Regions from separate parts of the Homo sapiens genome. Here region 2 is linked to region 1. Evidence: read pairs that join two places in POLR2A ChIA-PET (ENCODE). Cell type or tissue: K562. All regions are shown on one strand. Each heading gives the region's core, and the rest is flanking DNA. Links, peaks and the distances in the headings are about the cores only. Region 1 has its middle 46 kb from the start of NUTF2P4. Region 2 has its middle 15 kb from the start of TAFA3.

Region 1 (9,839 bases), core at 4,840-9,839:
GGAAGATGTGGGGACTCAAGTGATGGGAGAGCCCAGGCAATTCTGGCTGGAGAGAGCTCCCCACACCAACATTCTTTTTTTTTTTTTTTTTTTTTTTTTTTGAGACAGAGTTTTGCTCTTGTTGCCCAGGCTGGAGTGGTACAATGGCACGATCTCAGCTCACCACAACCTCCGCCTCCCGGGTTCAAGTGATTCTCCTGCCTCAGCCTCCTGAGTAGCTGGGATTACAGGCATGCACCACCATGCCTAGCTAATTTTGTAATTTTAGTAGAGACGGGGTTTCTCCATGTTGGTCAGGCACCAACATTATTTTCTTCTGATTTACTGTTCTCAAAATTAACAAAAGAAGGGAAATGGAGGTGGGAAGCACTCCTGCCCCACTGGGCCCAGATTCATTCACTCCTGTCAGCTCACCTTTCAGATAATTCCCATGCTTACCACCTGCCAATCCGGATTGCAAGTCCTCCAACATGATTTATAGCCATGTCAACCATCCGTCTGCTGACAGAAGGCCTGAGCTCAGCCTTCTTACATCTCCAGCTGCTCAAAGTCTCCCGTGGAGGCCCTGCTGCTTGGTAATTTGAGTCCAACTCCCAATCTATATGATCACACTCCCATGGTTTCTTATACAGCCTCAAAAGACTGGAAGCATTTGAAATACTTACAATCAAAAACTGGGAAAGATATCCCATAATGCCCTGATGATCTGTCTTCCCAAGACCAGATGAGCCTTGAGTCTCTTGGCACTGGCTATACTTCAGTTTGGGACAGGACCCAGGAATCCTGGACCCCAAGCTAGGGGTTGGGCCACTCCCCATCACATATTCCTGCACCACATAGTCCCCACCTTCTCCACAGGGTCAGTGGCCTAATGCTTCTTCCTGGAACTTTCAGCCTGCACTCCACATCTGATATGTACAAAAAAAGATAATACAACCTAAGCTCACCACTGATTTGGACAAAAGCCCTGGTGATTATTTAAACTGAAATGCATTAATAGCTCTGAATATTTCATGCCAGGTACATTAGAACAACCAGCATTATTTATTGAAGGCTGATCACCCATCATGGATATTAATACACTTTGCTGCACAGTGTCAGCCAAAGGGAAATTAGCTTCAAGGGATAAGGTGAAAGGCTTTTGGTTTCCTAGGTACTTTTGTCCCAGGAAATATATTAAGTCTTGCGTGGATGGAAGTTGTGGCTCAGTAGTGTTATCCAACATCACTCTGTCTTCTGACAAAACTTTTGGAAGGCTCATCAGGATGGCCTTTCCATCACCATCCAATTTGTGAGTAGGAGACCTACCATCATGTTCCAGGCACCAATTAGTCCAGGCTGAGATGCATATTTCTCTAGCAGATATTAATTCTCCAACATCTTGCTCTTCTGGTTTTCTACAGAGGAGAGTAAAAGAGTAAATGGGTTTAACTGATGAGGGAAGAATTTTGTTGATATAAGAGAGAAACTCACAGCAATGAGCAGCTCTAGTTTCTCTTCCTGGATGATGTATTTATCGTGTTGAGTCTCTGACACTGTTCCCTTTGGCCTGTGCTCTCAAACTCATTTGTCAGTCAGGGTCAGTGCAGGAAACCAACCACTCTAGCTATTTTAAGCTGCAAGAAATGTAATACAGATAATTAGATTCTTATAAAATTGTCAAAAGGTTGGAGGAATGAGCTTTAGGCTAACATTCTGTGGCTAACATTCGGAATTTCAGAGAATGGACCCACAAGAACTATCAATCTAATCTTATCTTTTCTTTCTTTCTCTCTCTCTCTCTTTTTTTTTTTTTTCTTTTTTTGAGACGGAGTCTCACTCTGTTGCCCAGGCTGGAGTGCAGCGGAGCGATCTTGGCTCACTGCAACCTCTGCCTCCCAGGTTCAAGTGATTCTCCTGCCTCAGCCTCCCAAGTAGCTGGGATTACAGGTGCCTGCCACCAGGCCTGGCTAATTTTTGTATTTTTAGTAGAGATGCGGTTTCACCATGTTGGCCAGGCTGGCCTGGAACTCCTGACCTCAGGTGATCCACCTGCCTCAGCCTCCCAAAGTGCTGGGATTACAGGCGTGAGCTACCACACCCGGCCTACTTTCTTTACATATATTTTCCCAATTCAGGGATCTACACTGTCAACTATGTAAATATTATACAATTGTAATAATATTAGCAACTACTATTTTTCACTTCATAATCTGAGCCAGGCTCTTTACGTTCATTATAGTAACTAATTTAATCTTCACATAACTCATTTTACAGAAGAGAAAACCATGTCTGAAAAGTTAAGCAAGAGATAATGCAGACACTCTACTTTGCATACAGGTGTTTCTGATTCTAAATTTCATGTTTCATTCACTCATTCTAGGCTCTCTCTAATTAAGTGCCCCTTTCTTTAATATTTGAGCCGTGGATATTAAGGCTCCCCACTGCTTTGCACCTTCTCACCCTGTCCTTTTGCTCTTGCCATGCTTACTGCAGCCCACAGCCTGGAAAGGACAGGCTTTCTTCCTCCCCCAGGGCTGAGTGGACCTACTTAGCAATCTCCCTTCACGTGCAATTCATTTGAAGAGGAAAAGTTGTAAATAATTTTTTGTCCAGTAGAAGTGCAAATGATAGCACCTCTGCCCCATAGAAAAGATAGATACAAAGGTTACCATTGTATTGTCTCATAGGGCATTAACAAAGTTTTATAGTTAACTTAGCAAATTTTCTTTCTCTGTCCATATATACTGTATCATATATCCTTCTTTGAAATGGCTTTACCATTCTGCCCATTCCCTCATTAATGAGTTAAATAAATGCTCACTATATATTTACAAGAGAATCATCTTTTAACTTTTCGAAAATTATACTTGAACTTCCCCTCACCTGCAGTTTCTATTTTCTTTAAGAACCCCTCATAGATAACCACATCATCTAAATACACCCACGAAAGAGACCAGAGGATTTTTGATCAATAACAACAGTGGTGGGGTAGAGAGGATCTCCCAAGGAGGTGTCCTCTCGTTTTCCTGGAGGATAGGACATCTTCCCACATTCATCTCACAGCAACCATTCAATCTGGAGTGTCGGAATTCCGCAGGCCTGGGCCTGGGTGCACAGAGATGAAGAAGGTGCCTCAGGAGCCTAAGCTTGAGCTCTTCAGCCTTCCTTGGGTGCTCCCTGCTTCACCAGCCAGACGGGATTATAATTAGGCTGCCTTCTCTACTTTCTTTTTTGCCTTCCTTCCTCTAGAGGCAAGAGGGTGGAGTGGGAGTTGAGAGAGAAAAACATTTCAACGAATCAATTAGTTCACCCAACCAATTTCCATTCATTAGGGGCAGTTTCCTTTAGGCCAGATCCCCTCCATGAATTTCTCTGTACCCAATACACACACTCTCTCTCTGTCTCTCTCTCTCTCTCTCTCTCACACACACACACACACACACACACACACACACGCACACATATACACACACACACACACAGGGGTAGCTCCACAGGTCCCTGCTCCACCTTTTTTTTTTTTTTTTTTTTTGAGATGGAGCTTCGCTCTTGTTGCCCAGGCTACATGATTTTGGCTCACCGCAACCTCTGCCTCCCGGGTTCAAGTGATTCTCCTGCCTCAGCCTACCGAGTAGCTGGGATTACAGGCATGCGCCACCACGCCCAGCTAATTTTGTATTTTTAGTAGAGGTGGGGTTTCTCCATATTGCTCAGGCTGGTCTCAAACTCCCGACCTCCGGTGATCCGCCCGCCTCAGCCTCCCAAAGTGCTGGGAATACAGGTGTGAGCCATCGCACCTGGGCCCTGCTCCACTTTTGTCTCTTCCTTACCTCCCTTCTTTTTTTCCTAAATGCATTAGGGGACTTGGAGTTAGAATGAAATAAATGGCAAGGACCCAAAGCCAATTTGTTTTAATATGCTAATGGAGTGAGTGCTGAAATGTGTTATTTTTGCATACACCACTTTGAAATGCAAATTACAAGAACTGTCAGTAACCATTTCTCTAATCTCCTGGGGTTAAAGGACAAAGGGGAGAAAATTACTTGAAATGAAAACTTATTTGCCAACTCTTTTGTAGCAGAGAAACTTCTTGCATTCCCCAGGGCCGTCTTCTGCTCCCCCTAAACAGTGTGAAGTCCTAGAGTCCTCTTCACACTAAAGGGAACTTGTTACTTTCATAGCCAGTGGCCTTGCAGATAGCTGGGGGTAGTGGGGTGGAGGTGAAAGGGTGACGGGTGGACAGATCTTATCAGAATGAAAACACAGTTGCCTTGTTTCAGTTTTTCTTTCCTCTCTATAACACCAACTGGGATCTCGAAAGAGAAGAGACCAGAGAGACTCACTGAAAACAAAGTCTTGAACTATTTCAGTGTCCTCGCCTGCAAAGTTGATTAGAACTCCTAAGTTCAAAGCACGGGCTAACTCATTCAAGTTTCCGTGCTTCTGTTCCTAACCTTATATTCACTGGCCTGGTCTTGCCTTGTAGAAAACATTGCTGATCTGACATTCCCTTATTGTCAACCTTCTGAGGAGTCTGGCTCCCGATTAAAAACCCACATGTGATTTTTCAGCCTTGACACAAGGCCTGAACCACCCAGTTCTCCTTTCTTGCTTGTAGTTCTCAAGAATAACTATAGAATGTGCTGGGAATGCAAAATCCTGAGATAAGGGGAAAGTTGGCTGGAACAGCCCGGGCTCTGTTCCAGTCCCCCCTTGCACAGCATGGCCTTCAACACGAGTCCTGTGTGTCATGTGACCCCAAGGTATATAACCCAGGTGGACTGCCTTACAGGGGCACGCGCAGTGGAGACTCCCCGCCCCGGGCAGCTTTCTGAGCCATGGAGAACTGGGTCACAGTGAGTCCTTGGCATCTGTTGTCCTTTGCTGCCTACCTGTAAGTGATAAACCTGCTTCATATAACTCAAGTATCATTGTGTTTGGTCTCACTGGATTCACAAAAGTGAGCCTGCTTCACAGCAGTTAGGAAGGCTTCACCTGCCAGGTCTCCCAGGCAGGCTGCCCTCCTGCAGCAGTCTCAGCTTACCACTAGTGCATCTCAGCCTTGGAGGGAGCCGCAGTCAAGGTCTCAAGGCCTGCTGTGGGCCATGTTCTTATACATATCTACATTCCTAGCCCATTCAGTGCCCCACATTCCTACATCTCTTTCTCTGAGGCCTCAGGCAGAGGTTCTCTTCAGGTGACCTCTTCAGAGGACTTCTGTCCAGGTCTCCTTAATCGGGGGAAGGAAGAAAACCTTGAAGATACTGTTCTCCACTCTAACTCAGTACTCAGGACTTCACTTCTAGACCTTTCCCCTTGCCCTTCCTCAACTCCAAGGTCCATAAAGCGGCCACAGCCTTTTGTTGGGGGCTTTCTCAACAGTGAAACCCTAGGTCTATGCTGATCCACCTGACCTTCAACTGGTGCGCTGCTGTCTCACGAAAGCTGGAACAGGGGATGCCGGTGCTTCCCCCAGTTTTAGCCCCTCGCTTATACTATCACAGTAACTAAAGGCTTAATGTTTTTATTTACAGCTTGCTTTAATCATCAACTTCAACACCTGAAAGCTCAGCTCTCTCTCTCCCTTTCCTCCTCTCCTGAGCTCCTGACACCTTCTCTTGCAATCCTCATACCCATTAGACTGGGAGATCTCTAAGGTCAAAAGGACTTTTTTCTTGATAATAATGGGTAACATTTTTCAGCATTTGCTGTATGCCAAACACAATGCTATGTACGTTATTTAAAATACTTAACTGGGGGGTGTAAACCAAAAATAAAATTCTAAGTCCCCCGACCATCTGAATGGAACCTTCCTCTCCACCAAGGACATTTCAAAGTTGACCTGAAAAACCAATTCAGGCCATGATGGGAGGGGGTGTTCAGACACACCTTATTATACCTTCCTCACTTTTGGGGATAATGCTGACCAGCATTATCATCAACATAGACCTTAAGACTGATGGAACAGACTCTTTAAGTATGATGAGAAACATTTACAATCTATTCTCTCTGAAGCCTGCTACCTGGAGGCTTCCTCTGCATGATATCTTTTTTTTTTTGAGACGGAGTCTCACTCTTGTCACCCATGCTGGAGTGCAGTGGCACGATCTCAGCTCACTGCAACCTCTGCCTCCCGGGTTCAAGTGATTCTCCTGCCTCAGTCTCCTGAGTAGCTGGAATTACAGGCGCCCACCACCATGCCCAGCTGATTTTTTGTATTTTTTTTTAGTACAGACAGGGTTTCACTGTGTTAGCCAGGATGGTCTCAATCTCCTGACCTCCTCATCTGCCCGCCTCGGCCTCCCAAAGTGCTGGGATTACAGGCGTGAGCCACGGCGCCCGGCCTGTTTGCTTTTTTGAGATGGAGTCTCACTCTGTCACCCAGGCTGGAGTGCAATGGCGTGATCTCAGCTCACTGCAACCTCTGCCTCCTGGGTTTAAGCGATTATCCTGCCTCAGCCTCCTGAGTAGCTGGGATTACAGGCACACGTCCCCATGCCCAGCTAGTTTTTGTATTTTTAGTAGAGACGGGGTTTCACCATGTTGGTCAGGCTGGTCTTGAACTCCTGACCTCATGATCCGCCCGCCTTGGCCTTCCAAAGTGCTGGGATTACAGGCGTGAGTCACTGCGCCCAGCCTTCTCTGCATGATAAAACCTTCATCTCCACAAGCCCTTATCTTAGCCCAGACATTCCTTTCTAGTGATTCTAAGTCTTTAGACAATAACTTAACTCTTTCAACCAATTGCCAATCAGAGAATCTTTGAATCTACCTGAGAGCACTTCAATTGTCCCATCTTTCCAGACTGAAGCAATGTACATCTAACATGTATTGATTGGTGTTTTCTGTCTCCCTAAAATGTATAAAGCCAAGTTGTAGCCCATCCACCTTGGGTGCATGTTCTCAGGATCTCCTGAGGGCTGGGTCATGAGCCATTGGTCACTCATATTTGGCTCAGAATAAACCTTGTCAAATATTTTACAGAGTTTGACTGCTTTTGTCCACAGAGGCCATTAGGCTGAGATGGCTTCAGCACCTTCAGTTCCTACATAAACAAACTAAAATCAAAGTCAACGTAAACCATAAAGTGAAAGTTAAGCTAAACCAATCAGAAACTGCCAACTATGCTCATTTTAAAGATTTCACCAATATGAAACCGCCAGCTAACGACCAAGCAGGGACTTTACACTTCAACCAAGCAAATATTTTCTTTGTGTTTCCCAAACACCTTATAAAAGGTTTTTCCTTGCACCCATTGGTGGAACCCAAACTGCTTGTGATTTGGCCCTGCGTGATTCATGAGTTGCTGTCCACTCAAATAAACTCTTTAAAATTTCAGTGTGCCCAAGTTTACCTTTTAACAAGTTTATATGCATTATCTTGACTAATAATCACAAGAATTGCCTTTATTGTTGATGATTATATGCCAGACACACTCCTGATTGGATCAGCAATTATCGGACAATTAGATTTGGAAGGGTGCAGGGTGACTACCCTGTCATTCGTAAGATATGCCTATCTGCCAACCCAGGCCAGTCTCAGTCCCATCCATCAGCTTTGGAGCCAGCTCACCAGGAGGGGGTGGAGTGAAGGCCTAAAAGCGGGGCTAAGATAAGGGGTGGCTCTGTGCATCTCTTTGGGTTCTGAAGCCGCTCCTTCCCACCAGCCTGCGGTGTCTCCTCTCCCATTCTAAGACCAGGGCACGGGCATTTTAAAGACTATATCCGTCAAGATATATGAAGCCTTTGGAGACTATTGTGAAAGTTTACACAAATCTGATTATCCCCACAGTGAACTGAATTATAGTCAATTAGTCTAACAAGATTAGTGTCGAGTAGATTTGCTGAATTTACTGCCTTGACTGATAATGCGGAAAGGGAAGAATAAACAGACTTCTGTCTCTATCTTAGTCCTTTCCTTCATTCTTCATTCCCCTCCCCACTCAGAAACTTTTGGATCTTCAAGGGAGAGAGCTTATAAATCACACATGCCATCCACCCAATGGGGCAGATTCATCTGTTCCTGACCTCATTCTGGCTGCCCTTCCTTCCTGCTGATCAGTAAACAGTCCTTCATTACCATAGCAGCTTTGTCCTTCTTCCCTGGCAGTTCCTGTCCACTGGGGAATAATAATTGAACCAAAGTTTGGAGCTGAGAAGAAAGCGATTTTTCTTCCTTGAGGTTTGGTGTGGGTTGGGTGTGAATTGACCAGTAGTTGTGTGCAGGCTGGGGAGCTCCTGCTTCTATCATCAGCCAACTCAGAAATTTCATCAAGATCTAAATCTAAAGCCATTTCCCCTTGGAGTCAACCTGACTGGCATTCTCTTTGGTGTTTGACTTCTAAATCTCTCTCTAATGTGCCAGGAGATGGGGAGTTGGCATTAGTTCTAATTGTCAATCATCCCGCTCCACCATACCTTTATCTCCACTAACTTCACACCACCTAGCTGGAGAGATGGATCATTCCCTTCCTTTTACAGAAGATGAGGATGAAGCTCAGTTGACACCAAGCCAGGCTAGAATGCTGATGAGACCTCAGTGAGCTTTGCCTAGGTCCCATCCACATGCCCTTGGCATTCACCTCTGCCCATCCAAGGCTGCCCACTTAGAACATCTACATGCCTGGCAAACTAGAAGTGCCAGAGAGTGGAAGGCCCCAGAGGCAAAATGGCAAGTGGTAAAAGGGTGGGGCATAAGCACCTGGCTTCCTTGTCCTGAGTTGCCTCATGACAGCATGTCCCATATCATCTCCTGACGTTCCCCAGTAGGATAGGGCTCCAGTTGCCTACAGTGGTAACTGGCTTGGTAACATCCCTTCATTAACTTCCTTTCCTTCCCTATCTCACTTTACCACTCCTGATGGGTGTTTCCTGAGATTACCTCCCAAAAAATGCTTTGCACTTACATCCTTGTCTCAGGATCTGTTTCAGAGGAATTCAATCCAATATAAGACACTTCCATTTTTGGTGCCTTAACTTCTGGCTCTGCAGTAGCAGCACTAACAGCAGTAGTTGCTGGGCTTCCCTAGAGCTCCTAATGGGGCACATCTAGGGGTTCAGGATGGAATGACTTGCCCTCACCAAGTTGTGCAAATCCCAGTACGGGGGAGTGTGTAAGACCTCAGGTCATTAGCACCCTTCCCTGTTAAAGGGGTTTGAAAAGTTTAGGAACCATATGTCTGAATGGCCATACTTGCCTTGCAAGGTGTGGGAATCAGAAATGCAAGAGGAAGAGGCCGGGCGTGGTGGCTCACGCCTGTAATCCCAGCACTTTGGGAGGCCGAGACGGGCAGATCACAAGGTCAGCAGATTGAGACCATCCTGGCTAACAAGGTGAAACCTCGTCTCTACTAAAAATACAAAAAATTAGCCGGGCATGTTGGCGGGCATCTGTAGTCCCAGCTACTCGGGAGGCTGAGGCAGGAGAATGGCATGAACCCGGGAGGCAGAGTTTGCAGTGAGCCCAGATCGCGCCACTGCACTCCAGCCTGGGCAACAGAGCGAGAATCCGCCTCAAAAAAAAAACAAGAAATGCAAGAGGAAGTGACCCTGGGTCAGCAAAGGAGCTGAGGGACACCATTTACCTTTCTGGGACAGGTTTTCAAGCTCTGGTGCTTCCTCAACAGGCTATAAATAACAGGTCCAGAGTCTTACTCCCTTGCACCTCCATTCTGCGATGGGCACTCATGAGAGGGCAATGGGGAGCATGTGGCACTAGAAGCCAGAACACCTGGTCTGAGATACTGGAAAATACTTAGGAAAAATCTTGAGTTCGTAGTTTTTCAACGTTTTTCCCCTAGAGACAGGGCCTTGCTCTCTTGTCCAGGCTGGAATGCGGTGGCACAATTATAGCTCACT
Region 2 (9,839 bases), core at 2,705-7,704, 58 kb after region 1:
GCTGAATGATAGCTCTGTCACATAATTTACTTGTGTATAATTAACCTAGGCAAATAAATTGCCTTTTAAACCCACAGAGCCCAAAGCTATGGGGCTAGAAAGCAAAAATTTCTCTAGTGGATCACTAGGAGTAACAATGAGAGGAGCAATTTCCACTTCAAATCCTTGATTTTCAGACTCATGAATCCTGACTATGAGAAAAACAGCACTATATACTGGTCACTGATTCAGGGCATCGTGGAAGACATTGCATCAGCCCTGCCCAGTGTTAGCACTCAGGTGGCATTGTGCCTGAGCCTCAGAAAGATCATTCTTTTTAGGCCATTTACTCCAGGGCAATCAGCACATTGTAAGACCTGTGAATTCTATGATCATAAGCCCATTGCCATGTTTTATTTGTTGTAAGATGAGTTCCCTGGTAAGAAGCTATGCTTAGTGGAATACTATAACAATGAAAAAGATATTCTGTAAGTTGGTGTTTTTGTCAGCAGCATGTGGACTGGGAAAAGAAGTCCATATCCAAAGTGAGTGTCTACTAGGAGAAGTGTTGCCTCTCTTGTGATGAAAGTGTTCCAATGTAATCAACCTGCCACCAAGTGGTGGCTATTCAGTCTGGGGAATACTACCTTCTTCAGGTTTCAGTGTTGGTCTCTGCCCTTGGCAGATTGGACACCCAGCAGCGGCTATAGACAGATCCAATTTGATGAGTGGAAGCCCATGTTGCTGCGCCATGCATATCTTCTACCCTCGCCACCATGTACACTTTGATCATGAGCCACTGGCCAAAGACAGGGATGACTGGAGGAAATGACTGGGGAAAGAATGTGGCATCTTAGTGGTCTGATTATTAAAATCCTCCTCTACTGAAGTTGCACTTTGGCGAGCATTCATGTAATACATGAATATTTTCACACTTTGTGTCAGCTCATGACAGTTCATTTGCATAGTTCTTCTCCAGACTTCTTTATCATCAGTTTTCCAAATGTGTTCCCTCCAATACCCTAAGTATCAATAACCTGAAAGTCAAACTTTCAGCCACCCGTGGCACACACACACAATTTGTGGCTGCATCTGGGGTTGGCCTGGGTGTTTTGGTTTCTGTTGGTCAGAAGGGCCAGGAGTTGCTATAGATGTGAAGTGGGGAAGAATTTGTGTGTGAAGTGGAGGAGCGTGTGTGTGTGTGTGTGTGTGTGTGTATCTGTACCTCTGACTATCTCTCCTTTGTACTGCTCAGAATTCTGTAGAATGGTGGGATTTTCCTTTACCACTATCATTTAGGGTCTTCTATGAGTGGGGCAGCAGTGCTGCAATTATCTTCCATATGGTTGATAAACCACTGAGGAAGGAGATTGAAGGTGTAGTGCTGGCCCTACCAGTTGAAAGTAAACTGCTTCGGTGATCTTTCCTAACAGACATAAAGAATAGGCTGGGCGCGGTGGCTTATGCCTATAATCCCAGCACTTTGGGAGGCCAAGTGGGGTGGATCACCTGAGGTCAGGAGTTCGAGACCAGCCTGGCCAACATGGTGAAACCCCTGTCTCTACTAAAAATACAAAAATTAGCCAGACATGGTGGCGGGCCCCTGTAATCCCAGCTACCCAGGAGGCTGAGGCAGGAGAATCACTGGAACCCGGGAGGCAGAGTCTGCAGTGAGCCGAGATTGTGCCACTGCACTCCAGCATGGGTGACAGGGCAAGACTCTGTCTCAAAAAAATAAAAATAAAAATAAATAAACATTTCTTTACTCAATAATAGGCCATTAGTTGCATACCAGGTACCAAAACCATCTTTGCTCCAGTAAAGAAACCACATCCGGGCTGGGTGCAGTGGCTCACATCTGTAATCCCAGTACTTTGGGAGGCTGAGGCAGGCAGATTACTTGAGCCCAAGAGTTCGAGACCAGCCTGGACAACATGGCAAAACCCCATCTCTACAAGAAATACAAAAATTAGCCAGGCATGGTGGTGCACACGTGTAGTCTCAGCTACTCAGGAGGCTGAGGTGGGAGGATAACCTGAGCCTGGGGAGGTTGAGGCTGCAGTGAGCCATGATGCCACTACTGCACTCTAGTCTGAGTGACAGAGTGAGACCCTGCCTCAAAAAAAAAAAAAAAAAAAAAAAGGAAAAAGAAATCACATCTGGAATAGAGGCTGAAATTGGAGCCACCCTGATTAAGTTTGTGATAATCTACTGTCATTCTCCAAGATCCATCTGTATTCTGCAAGTTGAAAGAAGATATGGTAGAAATCACTACTACTACATCTTTCAAGTTCTTATGGTGACAGTAATCTCTGGAACAAAATTGCTTTGGGCTTACTATTTTGATAGGTACAGGCCATTCTAAAGGCTTCCACCTGGCATTTTCCACCACAGTAGCTCTCATTGCATGAGTCAGTGGAATTTCCAATATGAGATGGAAAATAGGAGTGACTCTTCTCACTGTCATCCCTAATGATTCACCATTAAAATGTTACTTCCTGATCCCAAGACTCTGGGCCCCACTGATTTAGTGGTATTGGGTTCTAAGAGAAGAATGTCTCCACCATGGGGCACAACAGTGACTTCTATTACACTGAAGTCAAGACTGGCCATTTTGGTTTTCAGAAATTTCACCTCTGGCGCTACAGGAAATAAAGGTTTCTTTCTTTTTTTTATATGGTTTTTTTTTGTTTGTTTTTTGTTTTTTGTTTTTTTTTTATTCTGGGACGGAATTTTGCTCTTGTTGCCCAAGCTGGAATGCAATGGCGGGATCTCGGCACACTGCAACTTCCGCCTCCCAGGTTCAAGTGTTTCTCCTGCCTCAGCCTCTCGAGTAGCTGGGAATACAGGTATGTGCCACCACGCTCAGCTAATTTTGTATTTTTAGTAGAGATGGGGTTTCTCCATGTAGGTCAGGCTGGTCTCGAACTTCTGACCTCAGGTGATCCGCCCACCTTGGCCTCCGAAAATGCTGGGATTACAAGCATGAGCCACCGCGCCCAGCCTTATGATGATTTTTAAACTTTTATTTATGTATTTATTTACAGACAGAGTCTTACTCTGTCACCCAGGCTGGAGTGCAGTGGTGCGATCTCAGCTCACCTCAGCTTCCTGGGTTCAAGCGATTCTCCTTCCTCACTCAGCCTCCCAAGTAGCTGGGATTACAAGCATGTGCCGTGACGCCCGGTTAATTTTTGTGTTTTTGGTAGAGACGGGGGTTTCACCATGTTGGCCAGGCTGGTCTCGAGCTACTGACCTCAGGGGATTCTCCCGTCTTGGCCCCCCAAAGTACTGGGATTACAGGCTTGAGCCACTGCGCCCAGCAGAATGAGGGTTTCTTTTAAGGCAATAATAGAAGCATCCTGCTCCTGTAATCAAACCTTGAGCTTGGCATTTAAAGTCCTGAGCTCATCATTTTCTTCCTCCACATGTTTGAGTACACTTAGAAGCAATCAACGAACACTCCTTTGCTCTCTATTTCCATTAAAATGTTCAGTGGGGGCAACTACTTGGCCAGCCAAAGACTTGCCTTTAAAGACGTTTGTATTACAGGTGACTACAGGTGATAATTCATGTACCTCTCTTGCCACTGCATGCCATGATTTACCAGTGTCACCTATACCAATGGTAATAGGATCATTAATGCCTTTCAATCTAACCAGATCAGTTCGAAATTTTTATCCCTAATGTTCTATTCCTCTGGAGCCATTTCCAATACCTACTTGATGTTTATGATTGATACTAATGGTATCGGTCAGGGTTCCATCAGGGAAGGAGAAACACTAAGAGTGTTGTGTAATAAGAGATTTATTATGGGAGGGTGGCTTTACAGAATTGCTGGAGAAACTGGGAGAGTAAAGGTTTGAATGAAGAAGTTGGAGGACCAGAGAAAAGCCACTAATCAAACTTTCTGGACTCAGGAATGCCAGCTGCTGGAGCAGGATCCTAGAGAGGAGAAGTTTATGAAAGTCTATTGCCTCTGTATCTGGGGTTGGTCTGGGCTTTTCAGTTTTTGTTGGTCGGAAGGGCCAGGAGTTGCCAAGTAAGGCTAAATGTGGAGTGGGTGAGAATAAGTATAACCTGGAACCTGCTGACACTTCTAACCTATGACAGCCTTCAGAAAGTAATTGTGGCAGCTGCTTCGCTTCTCTGCCTTACAAATCATTCACAAATTAATCTTTTGGCCAACTCTAAACCAGAACCACGCAGGGGATGGGATTCTGGGAAATGTAGCTCCAGCTTACCCAAACTGACACAATACAAAACTACCACATGCCATTTACTTAGCTGCTTGATATTGAATGAATTATTTGATGTCTATGAGTCTCTCTAAGTCTCTTTCCATCTCAGAGTCTGGGCATTATCTTGTGTGAGAGGATACTTTCCTGGATTTCTGGAAGATGCCCTATTGCTGGGGATCCCCTGTTTACAAATCCCTTGATGTGGGTGATGTCTCCTTCCACTGGCCACTTATGACTCCCTCTCAGACTCCTGGCTTCGGTAATCCCTCCCTAGCTGGGTTCACCTCTCTCTTCCAGGCAGCCCTCTTGGGCAGTCCACTTTTGGCCTGTGGAAAACATGCAAACATCGCGCTCTGCTGAGCTCTTGGGGGCAGCTCACTCTCAAGGTGGTCCTCTGGACTCTCTCCAGAGCAACCAGCCAGCCATAGCCACTCGCCTTCAGATTATTTTCAGGTCTGAGTTCCTGGGTCCCATACGCTCCAATGGATTCAAGTCAAGCTCTTGGAGTTCTTCTCTGGAACCCCCTCTGAAGTGGCTTACAGTAAGAAAGAATCACACCATTGGCCAGGGTGGAAGAAAGTGACAACTCTCTCCAGTCAGATCTTCACTACCGCCTGCTTTTCAACCTTAGTTCTTAGCCCTTTCTCATGCAGTCTGGAGGTGGGTAACAGCTATTCATCACCCCTTTTGCAAGTCTAGCATTTTGATTTAGAATGTGGGAGGAGTTTAGTATAGTTGATAGTCAATTTTATTTTACCTGATCTTTAGGGCCTCTGTCCGAATTTTGAGATGGGAAGAGTCCCATTTAATATATGTTTGACACATGGTAGAGTTTCACTAATAGAAGCTACGGTGTATCGCCAATCACCCAGCCTTGTGGTCAATCTAGCCTTTTAAAAATGGCTGGAATCCACTTCCTCTAGACCAGACTGAAGGGGAGTTTGTACCCTCATGTATGGTTTGAAAGGTAGTTGCTTGGTCCTCCTTATGCCCAGTCTACATATCTATTTTAAATAGAGTGTTTAGAGCCATATGAGCCCAGTAGCTGCTGTGCCCATGCACATGCCTAGACTCACGCTTGATGACAAATCACAAGTCCCAGGAAATCAGAAACCATCTTAGCTGCTCACATTGTGGGGAAGAGGGAAGTGAGCCTTCCTCTGTTCTGGAGTCCATCTCAGCCATAGCAGGAGGAGTGGGAATGTGCAGTTGTGTGCTGGGTTGTGTGCTGCCAGTGTGCCCTGGGCTGGCACCTGTCTTGATGAGTCAGTCTCTGTGCTAAACTGGTTTTTATGTATTGTGAATATTGTCCTTGCTTGTAGGCATGGAGATACTCAAATCCACAGACACACAGAAACACCAGCAGCAAGTCCGGTCTCAGTGGCTCACGCCTGTAATCCCAGCACTTTGGGAGGCCTAGACGGGCGGATCACGAGGTCAGGAGATCGAGACCATCCTGGCTAACACGGTGAAACCCCGTCTCTACTAAAAATACAAAAAAAAAATTAGCCGGGCGCGGTGGTGGGCGCCTGTAGTCCCAGCTACTCGGGAGGCTGAGGCAGGAGAATGGCATGAACCCAGGAGGCGGAGCTTGCAGTGAGCTGAGATAGCGCCACTGCACTCCAGCCTGGGCAATAGAGCGAGACTCCGTCTCAAAAAAAAAAAAAGAAACACCAGCAGCATACATGCACACACAATTACATCTTCACACATGGGTGCACATGCAGTTATTTTCCTTAAGCTTAAAAGCAGAAGTTACATGAACCTGGAAAATATGAACTGAACTGATCTAGGGTGTGACAGCATATTAGGGAAGCATCTGTCCTGAAGTCTTTCTCTTGGCTTCTTAGTCTTTACGTCTTCATTTCTTTGCTTGTTAGATATCACAGGTGGCACTGGAAGGGATTAAAGCAGGCAGAGGCACAGCCTCAAATATATATATGTATATATATCCCTAAACTCAGGAAAACAATGCAGAGTCATCATTTCCAGATTGCAAAAGTATGTTGAGAAAGATTCAACTAAAACACCAAGGCATCAGTTGGCAAAATTTTTGTACAAAGGCTCAGATAATGGGCTGGGCGTGGTGGCTCATGCCTGTAATCCCAGCACTTTGGGAGGCCAAGGCAGGTGGATCACCTGAGGTCAGGAGTTCGAGACTAGCCTGACCAATATGATGAAACCCCATCTCTACTAAAAATACAAAAATTAGCCAGGTGTGGTAGCGTGTACCTGTAATCCCTGCTACTTGGGAGGCTGAGACAGGAGAATCGCTTGAACCCGGGAGGCGGAGGTTGCAGTGAGCCAAGATTGCACCACTGCACTCCAGCCTGGGCAACAAGAGCAAAACTCTATCTCAAAAACAAAAAACAAAGGATTAGATAAATATTTTAGACTTTGTGATCCATATGGGCTCTTCAAAATGACTCAACTCTGCTGTTTAGTATAAAAATAGTCAGACAGGAAGACACAAATAAGCATAGTTAAGTTCCAATAAAACTTTATTTACAAAAAGGCAGCAGGCCAGATTTAGCCCATGGGCTTTAGTATGCAGCCTGAAGAACCCAGAAGCCATCCAAGTGGCTTCGCTGATCTCTCTAAGGTTAACAGGGGCTCCATTCTGTCTCCTTGAGAAAGGATAAAAATCAATTGTTTTGGATGTGGCATCAGTTCTGTTCTTATTATTTTGTGCTGTGCATTGTGTTCTTCTGAATGAGTGATCTCAATCCCTCTTTTTTGTTCCTCCTGCCCTCCTTCTGTGTATATATCTCTCCATGTTTCCCATTCTTCATTCTGTTCCCTTGCACTCGCAAGGTTGATTGACTTTAGAATGGGACACTTTCACATTCATCCTTGTTAAAATCCCAGCTTCTTTTCAGGTTCCTCATCTAAACTTGATGTGTAGTAGTAGAAAGAACACCGTCTGGATCACTGGACAGGACACATCAACAGCTTGCTATGTGACAAATCACCTAGCCTCTCTGAGCCTCCCTTTTCTGTCAAATGAGGGAGTTGGCTAACTGGTCTCTAAAATCCCTTGCAAGCTGGGTGTGGTGCCTCACACCTGTAATCGCAGCACTTTGGGAGGCTGAGGCAGGAGGATTGCTCGAGGCCGGACGTTCAAGACAAGACCAGTCTGGGCAACATAGGAAGACCCTGTCTCTATTCTACAAAAAAAAAAAAAAGGATGTGGCAGCACATGCCATTAGTGCCAGCTACTCAGGAAGCTGAGGTGAGAGGATTGCTTGAGCCCAAGAGGCCAAGGCTGCAGTAAGCCATGATTATGCCACTGTACTCCAGCCTGGGCAACAGAGGGAGACACTGTCTCAAAAAAAAAAAAAAAAAAAAAAAAAAAAAAAAAAAAGAAAGAAAGAAAACATTAAAATCCCTTCTAGCTGTAAGCTTGTGATTTTAGGAAGTTGCAGCCTCAATCCAGGCAACTGTCTGGGGACCGTTAATTAGGATGTCACTCATAGGCCTCAATGAAACTGCTAGGATGCCAACAGAAGTTAGCCACATGATCTCCTGTGGTTGGTAACCTTCCTAAGGCCTTCACAGCTGAGGACAGTGTGGGTACCAGCTAACTTCAGGGACTGAGATTCCAATCCAGTAAGGGGAGAAGAGGAAGATAAATGACTCCAGGAACCCTATGTTCCAGGAAAATTAATTTGCATTTTTAAACTGTAGCTAAAAAACGCACATAAATATTGATTCAGTTGGAAACAGGACCCTAGGATGCTATTGTGGGGGAGGTGGGACACTTTCCCTTCTCCATCAGACCCTCCTATGTAGGGGTCTTCTGGCTATATAAAAGATACCCCTCAAGGCCCACCAAAAAAATATATGAAAAGGTAAGGAGGAAATGAAGGCTTGAGGAGTTAAAAAAAATGAATTAGGAGTTAGCAAATTCCAGCATGTGTCAAAGGAAAGAGGTCTTCTCTGTAGCAGGGGTGAGGGAGGTCAGGGAAGGTTGCAGAACCCAGACTTTGGCTGAGGCAGAGGCTGGCAGTGGTTGGCAACTCAGGAGAGAGTTTGTATAGCATGATCCCTGCTCTCAGGCTCAATCCCCAGCTCAGAGCCCACCAGCTTGTGGATGCAGCAGATGGGCAGGGGGCTCGAGCCCTCTCCCTCCTTCCTGGACACAGTCTTGAGGGTGCAGAATGACTGGAGAAAAGCCCCTATTCTGGCCTCCAGGAGAACAGGCTGTTATTGTCTGACTCTGCTAAAGCTGTCTCATTTGTAGCCTAAATAATTCACTCACCAATCTCTCAAGAAGCATTAGGAGAAAAACAAAACCTGACCCAGCCCTCATGCTCAGGTTCCCATTGCACAGAAGTCAGGCAAGGAGGCTGGGAGGCAGTCCCACACTGCAGAGATGGCCTGCCTTCAAAGGTTCATCAGATTGGCATCCTTCTGAAACAGACCCAGATTCTGTTTCTATACAGCTAAGACTTGAGCTATTAATAAGACTAGCTTTTGTATATTAAAGATATTTTAAAACAAAATGAAACAAACAAACAAACAAAAAATCAACAATAAAAACAAAGAGTATGCAACAGAGACTGTATGTGAGCTGCCAAGCTTGAAATATTTACTATCTGGCCTTTTCCAGAAAATGTTTGCCAATCCCTTAATCCATCCCCACCCTCCATCCTCCAACCTTAAAGGAGGTAATGACGATCTTCTTCTTTTTTTTTTTCTGTCTAGCCACTATTTTATTTTATTTATTTATTTATTTATTTTAGTATTTATTGATCATTCTTGGGTGTTTCTCGGAGAGGGGGATGTGGCAGGGTCATAGGAAAATAGTGGAGAGAAGGTCAGCAGATAAACATGTGAACAAAGGTCTCTGGTTTTCCTAGGCAGAGGTCCCTGCGGCTTTCCTTCTGCAGTGTTTGTGTCCCTGGGTACTTAAGATTAGGGAGTTGTGATGACTCTTAAAAGAGCATGCTGCCTTCAAGCATCTGTTTAACAAAGCACATCTTGCACCGCCCTTAATCCATTTAACCCTGAGTTGACACAGCACATGTTTCAGAGAGCACAGGGTTGGGGGTAAGGTTATAGATTAACAGCATCCCAAGGCAGAAGAATTTTACTTAGTACAGAACAAAATGGAGTCTCCTATGTCTACTTCTTTCTACACAGACACAGTAACAATCTGACCTCTCTTTCTTTTCCCAACATTTCCCCCTTTTCTTTTCGACAAAACCGCCATCGTCATCATGGCCTGTTCTCGATGGTCACTGTCTCTTCGGAGCTGTTGGGTACACCTGCAGAAAGGCTGTCACTTCACACTTGGAAGATTGCACAGCGGCCAGGCAGAGGCGCTCCTCACTTCCTAGACGGGGCGGCGGCCGGGCAGAGGCGCTCCTCACTTCCCAGATGGGGTGGCGGCCAGGCAGAGGCTGTAATCTTAGCACTTTGGGAGGCCAAGCCAGGCGGCTGGGAGGTGAAGGTTGTAGCGAGCCGAGATCACGCCACTGCACTCCAGCCTGGGCAACATTGAGCACTGAGTGAGCGAGACTCCGTCTGCAATCCCAGCACCTCGGGAGGCCAAGGCGGGCAGATCACTCGAGGTCAGGAGCTGGAGACTAGCCCAGTCAACACGGCGAAACCCCG

What was found. ChIA-PET counts read pairs that join two places held together with the same protein. Peaks named below come from ENCODE experiments on the same cell type or tissue, not always from the same donor. Only the 100,000 strongest peaks of a DNase experiment are listed, where the experiment ranks them.
Region 2: POLR2A ChIA-PET joins it to region 1 with 6 read pairs; 12 of 35 experiments call an interaction of 5 or more read pairs at or near these places.

The regions. Positions count from the first base shown.
Region 1 is chr1:112,789,150-112,798,988 of GRCh38, reverse strand. No RefSeq gene overlaps it. Among named protein-coding and RNA genes, the nearest start is that of NUTF2P4, 46 kb to the right of the region's middle. RefSeq lists enhancers at 6,404-6,976, 6,977-7,551. In K562, for the core only: no CTCF peak of the experiment used is centred there; a DNase peak (open chromatin) is centred at 7,568; H3K27me3 peaks cover 1,455 bases.
Region 2 is chr1:112,728,534-112,738,372 of GRCh38, reverse strand. No RefSeq gene overlaps it. Among named protein-coding and RNA genes, the nearest start is that of TAFA3, 15 kb to the right of the region's middle. In K562, for the core only: no CTCF peak of the experiment used is centred there; no DNase peak of the experiment used is centred there; H3K27me3 peaks cover 1,670 bases.